2 separate regions of the Homo sapiens genome follow, and region 1 is linked to region 2. A link is a contact called in ENCODE Hi-C or POLR2A ChIA-PET data. All regions are on one chromosome and are shown on one strand. The core of a region is the stretch at or near the end of the contact, and the rest is flanking DNA. Distances in the headings are between cores, read along the strand shown. Region 1 overlaps DIPK2B (divergent protein kinase domain 2B). Region 2 holds the start of DUSP21 (dual specificity phosphatase 21).

Evidence for each region. A loop is a pair of places that touch in the nucleus more often than their neighbours do. ChIA-PET counts read pairs that join two places held with the same protein, here RNA polymerase II (POLR2A). Pooled maps may share reads with other maps.
Region 1: a map with no recorded cell type shows a loop between it and region 2 (2.5-fold over the local background). The contact joins the enhancer-like site here to the promoter of DUSP21 in region 2. A Hi-C loop is called at or near these places in 1 of 37 single-sample maps with no recorded cell type and 1 of 50 pooled maps. POLR2A ChIA-PET finds 5 or more read pairs at or near these places in 2 of 52 experiments (BJ and MCF 10A).

What each region holds. Positions count from the first base shown.
Region 1 is chrX:45,184,088-45,188,750 of GRCh38, reverse strand. The region is part of intron 2 of DIPK2B (divergent protein kinase domain 2B); the gene reads left to right. Among named protein-coding and RNA genes, the nearest start is that of DIPK2B, 14 kb to the left of the region's middle. Within about 2 kb of position 1,315, at least 13 of the 41 ENCODE cell types and tissues checked have a DNase peak (open chromatin) inside an H3K27ac peak, as active enhancers do.
Region 2 is chrX:44,841,025-44,845,634 of GRCh38, reverse strand. It overlaps DUSP21 (dual specificity phosphatase 21), which reads right to left and starts at 1,614. Exons shown (of 1, transcript NM_022076.4): 1 at 747-1,614. The coding sequence starts at 1,502. The coding sequence ends at 930.

The sequences.
Region 1 (4,663 bases), core at 66-2,565, 340 kb before region 2:
GGGGAGAATTGGGAGTGACTGTTTAATGGGTACAGGATTTCTTTCTGGAGTGATGAAATGATTCTGGAATTAGATAGTGGTGATGGTTGCACAGTCTTCTGAATGTATGAAAAGCCACTGAATTGTATAATTTAAAATGGTTTAAATGGTTAATTTTATGTTATATGAATTTTACTTCAATTTTAAAAAGAATAAGCCATAGAAACAACTTCCCCTATTCTGTGACCCATTCACTTAGAGCCTTGTGATGGGCAGCTAATGTCATAATTTAATTTGTGCCGGGAAGTTAACAGCTAATGGCATTTCACTGTTAGCCCTCTAAGAAGCCATTTGCATGTAAAGCCAATATTGCGATGCTTTCACTAGTTCATGCATGACTATCTCAGCTCTTCCTAATATATTCTTGCATTCTTCCCCTACTAAACCCAGATGTGGCCCCAGAATTCTTCTCAATAGTGTTCTAAGTTAGCAGCCTCTGTCTTTGATCTCAGCTGGAATAAGAGATGAAACCTCTGAGTGATCATTCATCCCAGATTTGGCCAAACAGCTCCACCCCGTTTTTCTGATAACCCATCAGACATGAGTCCTAATTTCTTGTTTGGAAATCATGATCTTTCTGTATTTATATGGGAGTTTCAAGAGCCAACTGGGGAGCTATTATAGGATGCGTGGTTGGGAGATTTGCCTCATTCTTCAACTCACACCAAATGGCCCAGTGTCGGCTCAGCCTACCTGTCAGGCCAGTATCCTGGGATTCTCTCTGTGTGTGACTGAAGTGGCTTTTCTCTGATTTCCTCAAGAGCCGTTTTCCAACTGGGATCTAAGCCAGAGCCTTCAATTGTGCATATCTGCTTGTGTGTGTTGCTGTGTGTTTAGGGGAAGAAAAAGATGCCACAAGGAGCTCACGGGCTCTTTTCAGAGAACTGACAAGGCAGAGATGAGAGGAGAAAAAAAATCAAAGAAATAAAAGTAAACGAAAGGGAGGAGGGATCTGGCCGGTTCAGGGGCCTCAGAACTTTGACTGTCAGCCCTGCTTATGAATAAATAAAGTCAAGTTGGATGAAAAGCCCCAGCAGTCATCATCAGAGGCTGAGCCAGGGAGTCCCGGGCTCCCCTCCTGCAGGGCCAAATGCAGCTTTGTATTTAAGGACACTGCATCTTGAGCCACAGTGCAGTACAGCTACGGCAGGGCTGCTAAGGAAGACGACAGGACCAAGAATTAGGAAGAAAGTGAAACGATGCAGTGTGTGTGTGTGTGTGTGTGTGTGTGTGTGTGTGTGTGCGCGCGCGCGCCCTCGAGCATGTGTAGCACTTATGCTAATAACATCGTGACTTTTCTCCTCTAAAAGCTGCATTGTTCTGATGGGAATATCCCACAGCCTAAATTACTAGCCCACAAACAGAAACACAGCCAAGAACACTGCTCAGAGTTTATGATAAGGTGCTTGTTCACAAAACCACAAAGAAGGCTTCCTCTGCTTTTATGCCAAGGGCAAAGAGGCAACCACCCTAGGCAGCTGGAGGCTAATCAGGGGAAAACACATATCCTCCACTGTGTCCCGCTCCCATCCCCTCAACTACGATCCGATCTGACATTGTTCTAAGCAGTGTGTTCCTCCAAACGGGAATACACTAGATGGCCGCAGAGCCTTTCCCCCCACTAGATGGCAGTACAGAGTGTTCAGTCAGCTTTGTTTAAACGAGGATGATTGGCTATTTTACTTCCTATGTTTCCATTATTTTTTAAAATGCATAGAATAAGGGAAATCAGCAAATTAACCAAAATGCATGTTCATTATATAATCTAAATGTGGGTTCCGATGAACTAGTAAACAAGTGAAATTCACTTTTGTTTAAATGTAACTCAAAAATATGTAAGGGATGGTTATAGGACCTGTGCTAGGCGCTAGGAGGGCATAAGGGTATCAAGACAAGGTCTTTGCACTCTGGGAGATGACACCCCAGTGAGGGAGATAGACCATATTCGATTCGTTCTGATACAAGACACCCTGTGATAAAGTGTTTTAATGAAAATGAAAATTTTATGTTGGATTCACAGCTGGTTTTCAGACTGTAAATATTTTAATGCCTCACAGGCTACTAGGTCAAGGATGCTTCAAAAAATTTCCATTTGCTTGTTTGTTTGTTTGTTTTAACAAAGAACATGACTATATTGGTGCTGAAAAAGAAAAAATAGGCTGACTGGTGGCTGTATTATTTTCACACACATCTAACATTGGAGTCAAAGATGAAATGACTATTAGTGGAAAAGGAAATTTAAGCAGCTAAGAATGCCTCCACAGTATCACACAAGGCAATATTCCCTGGATATCAGCGCACATCCTCTGGCTGAATGGTCTTGGAGGAACAGAGCCCCTTCAGAGGTACATCAACACTGAAATCATGAGACCCCGTTCCTGTGACCCTTGGGAGGTATTCAGAGTGCTGTGTTTGTTGCCCGTGGGAGTTTGGGGAACCAACTGGACAGACATTATGGAATAGATAAGTCCCCTCTCAGCCCATTTTCTCCTTCCAGTCATGGAATTGGAAATGTTCAGAGTTGAAACAACTAAGATTTTGAATCATCTAATTTATTTAAGATTACAACCATGAAAACTTTGCTATCTCAACATTTGTGGCAAAGAGGTTACTTGGAATGGGTCAGAGACTAACCTGCTCATTTCCAAATTCCATTGTGTCACAGTCTCATAGAAAAGGGACTAATAATCACCCACTGTGCCCACTCAAATTACCCCTAAATTATTCTTGATGGAGCTCACGAATGAAAATGAGACAGTCGGCCGGGCGCGGTGGCTCACGCCTGTAATCCCAGCACTTTGGGAGGCCGAGGCGGGCGGATCACGAGGTCAGGAGATCGAGACCATCCTGGCTAACATGGTGAAACTCTGTCTCTACTAAAAATACAAAAAATTAGCCAGGCGTGGTGGCAGGCACCTGTAGTCTCAGCTACTCGGGAGGCTGAGGCAGGAGAATGGTGTGAACCCAGGAGGCGGAGGTTGCAGTGAGCCGAGACTGCGCCACTGCACTCCAGCCTGGGCAACAGAGCGAGACTCCATCTCAAAAAAAAAAAAAAAAAGAAAAGAAAAGAAAGAAAATGAGACAGTGAAAGGCTTCCCCAGTCCTGACACAGACAAGTTGAGAAAGAAAAAGGAGGCAAGAGAAGACTAGGGGAAAGATAGACATGAGACAAGTCACCAGTGGCTCCTTCCAGATGATGCTCAAATACAGAATACAGGCCGCCCCCAGCCAAAACGTAACCGAAGCCTGAATAATCATCAGAACAAACAATACAAAGCAAGCTTTGCTTTTACAGGGCTTTAAGCTTTCCCTAAACTTAGATGTTACCAATCAAGCCCCTTTTTTAAAAAATCAAGGCATCCTTTGTTCTATACAATTCTTCCTTTGATATCTCATTACCTCTATCCTGATGTACTCAGAAAAAAATGCTTTTGCCGTTAAGTGTGACTTGGCCCAGAGGCCTCTGGATTGGCTGTCCCTCTATGCATGTCCACATGCTATGAAGGAATCAAAGGTTAAACTATATAATATATAGTATTTATCTATAAAGAAAGTCACTTGGAAGACATCAGTTAATATAGTGATTGTGTTCTAACACAATATTTGTGGCCTAATAAGCAGAACTTAACCACTATATCAATTGATTGTGCTACCGTGATTGTGTTCTGTGTATTAAGCCACAAAACCCCTCAATACATTTTTTAAAGTAGAAATATTAAAGATCATTTTATCTAATCAAAAGAGAATCACATCAGACATTAACTATAATAGGAAAAAAAAATACCAAAGCAGAAATGTAAAAACATTATCTTTTGAGCCACAGAGCAAATAATTGAAATTGTAATAATATCAGGATAATAACAATGATGAAAACTCTATATTTCCCCAAACTATGATTTAGCCTTTGCCAAATCACTGCTCAGAGGAAAATTGAAAATCAATCCAGGGTTCTGTTAGGCTGCTGTTGACACAAGTTCGGTCATTAATGTGGAGAAATAATACAAAAAGATATTAAAAACGCATATTAATTTGTTCCTAACTCAAGGCCACTTATGGCAGTAATAATTTTTACAATTGTGTTAGCGCTTCTCTCTTAGGATTATCAAGAGGTCTGTGGAAGGCATAATTTATAAACCTTTTGTGTGGGTTAAGCAGGGAATAAATATATTTATTCCTGGTTTATATATGAGAGCAAACCACAGAGCAATATATCAATTTGTTAAAGATCAAAATCTATTTCTACTTACTGAATTACACATATGTCATAGATTCTTGGGGTTGAAATAAATTTGAAAGCTCAGCAATTTGAACTCTAACATATTTGCATCCTTTCTGTAAGGCAAAGGGTCATCTACCGTATCATACAGTGACAGGAAACTCACTACCTTCAGCTTATGCCTTCTTTGGACAGAACAGATACTTGGAAAGTTCATCCCAAATCTGTCTTCTTGTAGCTCTCACTTATGTAAAGTATTTCTACGCCCTGGAATCATACAGATTATACATGACATATGCCCTCCCATACACGCAGCTCCTAAATCCTGGCTTCCCCATTGTAAACATCCCCAGTTCTCTTTTTCATCTCGGCATTCCTCTCATATTGAAGCTTCTTAAATGTTATGTC
Region 2 (4,610 bases), core at 365-2,864:
ACCCAGTCCTCACAACAACTCTATGGGAGACAGTTGCTTTGACAGGTGAGGAAAGTGAAGCTCTGAGAGGACCAAGGTCACAATGAAAGGAGATGTTAGAGGTGACAGGGCTGGGTCATGGCCAGCAGCTCCAGCCTCTTAAGCCAAGGCTCATGAGAGGAACCCCTGAGGCCTGGTGTCAGGCCTGTTCTCTCTCAGTATATGCCCTGGGAAAAGGACTATGTCCCTTTTCACAAAGGCCGGTGGGAGATCACCAAAGACACCTTGAGAACTTGCCATCAAGTACAGCAGTCAAAAAAATACAATATTTTTAAACTTTATGGAGTGGAATGGTCTTTTAAAAAACTAGTTTTTTTTTTTTTAACTAATGTATAAATCCGATCTAGAAAACCAGAGATGGGCCACTGTGATTGAAGGTGGGCAAGGGTAGCCTGAGACTCCTCCAGAGCTCCTGGAGCACAGCTTGAATGAAAGCCACTTATCCACTAGGTTGGCACTTACTGGGAGAAGTGCAAGGGATGCCAAGATGTCTAAGGCTTTGACTTTGGGTTGGAAAGAACCGGGTGAGATTCTAGGGGATTCACTCCTGGGTTAGTCAGCCTCTGGCAGGGCTCAGGATTCCAGGTCTGCCACATGTATTGGGTGCTGCTGGCAGGTCTATGTGAGCTGAGCATTACTTGCCCCACCCTGGTTCCAGCCAGGCCCCAATAGCTTGACCTCACAATATAAAAAATATTTTCACTATCTTATGTTTCATGAATTTAATTCTATTAAGGTAAGGCTTACTACGTTCAAAACTCCAACCCCCTCCCTTTTTTCTTGCCCTTTAACAAGGCACCATCCGGTTTTCTTTACTAACAAAATGTCAGTGTTCAAGTTCAGTCTTGGTGCAAGATCGATGGCAGATGTCAGGGGCTGGCCGGGATGGCTTACATTGATATCATCATACGTAGGTCCTTCTCATAGATGTCAGGGATGTTACCTACCGGCGAGTTGATCATGCGCACGGTGTTGTTATTAAACAGCTTGAATTCGTAATTGATGAGCTGTTCCCAAAAGCCGTTGTTGGGCCGGATGATGGGGCGGCGCGACTTGGTCCATGTATGGGCGTCCAGCAGCGACATGGAGTGGTATTTCATGAGGTACGCAAGGCACAGTGAGGCGGAACGGCTCACTCCAGCCATGCAGTGCAGCAGCGTACGGCCCTGCCTCATATCGATGGTGTGGATAAGATCAGCAATGGGGTCAAAAAAGTCGTAGAGACGCGAGTCACGAGCATCGGTAACAGGCACCTTTATGTACTGAATGCCCTCGAAGAATACGTTGACCACTTCCACCGAGGCATTGACAATGGCGGTGATGCGATTGCTGGACAGAAGGAGTTTGTCGTTGGCGGCCACACCATTGCTGAGAAACAAGCTTCTGGTTATTTGGGAGAAGCTGTAGATGGAGGGCTGCTGGACACCCTGAGATGATGAAAAGGAGGACGCGGATGCTGTCATCAAGGCGGCTGGTCCGAGGTCTCTCTACGCTGGTTCGGGACACAACACTTACCAAGCTAGTTCAGGATAGCAGCCGCGCCGCCAAGTCTCAGGCTAGGTGTTGGAGAAAGAGGACCAGCTATCGGCCACCACCCTCTTTCTGTCTCCTCTCACCACTCCCATCTGGGCGTCACAATCCCGGACAGATAGCCCTGCGGCTCCGGTTTCCATGGCAATGGCCGCTTGCCGCAAGGAGGACAGGGCCTCTAAGCAGGGTCTTCAGAGACACCCCAGTCTCTTTTCTTTTTATCTTTCTTCATAGTCATTTATTTTCCAAGGCCTAATTCTTATCTTTCTTGACTTTTAAAAATGTTCTGTTACAAGATATCTATTTTATGTTTCAATTATTGGACCACGTTAAACAAGATCTATGAATACTTCTATTTCATCAGTGTTGCAGAACAGGGCTTACACTTTCCCTGCAAAATAGCAATATCACATTCTAAGTTGGGGAACAGCATTTGGCTCATGTGATATGCTAATCTCTATAAAACTGGAGCGAGATATGGGATTTGGCTGGGCTTGGTGGACTGGCCTGATACTTCTTTGTTGATTGTAACCATAAAATTATTTTCCTGCTTACAAACACATCAGGGCTGGTTGTAAGAGAGCATTGCTAACTGATATATAGCCCTTTATCTTGAAGTTGGCCTGTGGTGGACAGTTGTGACTAATTTAGCTGTGTCATAGTCCATTTGTACATACAGCTCAAATGACTTACCGCATGAGTCTATTTTATTACCTGAAACAACAGTTCAAATTATTTTGTTTACTTTCTTCAAAAAAAAATGCCTACATGCTTTGTGAACTACAAATCACTTTGACCACTACCGATGCTGTCTTCCCAGTAATATTAAACATTCTGAAACAAGTTAATGCTACATGGTAATTGGGCCAAAAATTGAGACAGTTTTGCTCTGTCACCCAGGCTGGAGAGTCCCAGGCCTCTGCTTCCTGGGTTCAAGTGATTCTTGTGCCTTAGCCTACCGAGTAGCTGGGATTACAGGAACGCACCACCACACCTGGCGAATTCTTGTATTTTTAGTAGAGACAGGATTTCACCATGTTGGCCAGGCTGGTCTCAAACTCCTGACCTCAGGTGATCCACCGGCCTCGGCCTCCCAAAGTGCTGGGATTACATGCACGAGCCACAGCACTCAGCCCAAAAATTAATTTCTAAAATGTAACCTGACATTTGCATTTCCTTCCAGCTAAGATTTTTATAGAATTTGGCTGAAAATTGAAAAGAACTATAGCCTAAAACTAACAAATTGTTTCACAGAGTAGCCAATTGACTCACATACTTTGCTCTCATTCCATCATCATTTTGGTATGTGTTCAAAGGTGTGCTGTGATTACGAACAAAGATGAAATAGATACCAGGCTGCTTATGATGGTCAAGGAAATGATAACCTCAAAACACAACACACGTTTCTTTTCTCAGTTGTCATAATCAAATTATTTTGCATTACTTAAATTGTCAGTCCCCACAAAGCTATCTGGAAGAAAATAGAACACGAATACTAAATAAATATGAAAACTGTTTGTTGGGGGCAGCTCAGCTGGGCTAACGGAGAAGCTTTGTAATCTATGTAGTAATGTGGAGGCCCTAAACTAGTATTGGAGTCTACTTATTTCATAAGTATACACTTCTTAAACTTTAAAACTAAGTACAATTAACAAAATAATTTCAGACACTATTTTCTTTTCTTTTTTTTATTTTTATTTTTTTTGAGACGGAGTTTTGCTCTTGTTGCCCAGGCTGGAGTGCAGTGGCGCGATCTTGGTTCACCACAACCTCCGCCTCCCAGGTTCAAGCCATTCTCCTGCCTCAGTCTCATGAGTAGCTGGGATTACAGGCTCGCGCCACCATGCCCAGCTAATTTTTTGTATTTTTAGTAGAGACGAGGTTTCACCATGTTGGCCAGGCTGGTCTCAAACTCTCGACCTCAGGTGACCCACCCACCTCGGCCTCCCAAAGTGCAGGGATAACAGGCATGAGCCACCGCGCCCGGCCTCAGACACTATTTTCAAAGACAAGCATGACCCGTGTTAAATAGATTCATTTATTTATTCTTCATATTCTGTGACACCTGTTAGTCTGAGGGATGTTGGATGTTTTAAAATTCCGCTATGGAGCTTTTCCTGGATAGATAACGTTTTCTCCCCTTGAGTTTGGAAGCAGGTCACTTTCAGATCCCACTTGTCTCTACTTTTCCTTTTTTTTTTTTTTTTTTTTAACACACTGATGGAGGCAATTTTCCTTGTTATTTAGTGAAGAAAATGTGCAATGGACTTGCCCAATAACACACTCTCTTTCCACCGCTGGGAAAACACCCTGGATGTTAAGAACTAGTTAATGTTCAAATTTCTCAATTCAGTAGTCAAAGCCCTTTCTAATCTAAGCCTGCCTTTCAAATCTCATTCATTCATTTATTCATCAGATTTTTATTAAGAATCTATAGTGTGTTAGGCATTTTCACCTATATAAACCCTCAGTTCTGACCAAACAAAGCAAACGCTTTTGGTAAATACAAAATGTACATTCCTGTTTCCTTACCTTTGCTCATGCCATTCCTCTCTCTTGAGAAGCCTGACTCCTCTCTGCTTCCTGAATTCTATCCGAGCTTCAAGACTCAGCTTGATTAATTTAAAAACGGGATCAACTGAGCATCCAATCTGTGTCAGGTATGGTCCTAGCAGTGTAGATCCATCACAATACAGGGCCTGATTTCCAAGAGCTTATACTTTGGTCAGAGAGATAGATAACCTTGGAAGAGTCCAGAAGAGAGGGTATGATTCATTGTTTTAGGTGAGTGTTTGGGGGCCAGGGGCAGTAGGTGTATGTCATGGAAGGCTTAATAGAAAACGTGACTGGGAAAAGTCTTTTTGTTTTTATTACTTATTATTTATAGTGTCCAAGTTTGTGTTTTGAAAAATATCAAACCTACATAAAAGCTGCAAGAACAGAACAATGAGCATCTGTTTACCCTTCACCTATAGTTCTATTGTTAACACTTCACCACATTTGCTTTATCTATTTTGATATACAGACACACATATTTATTT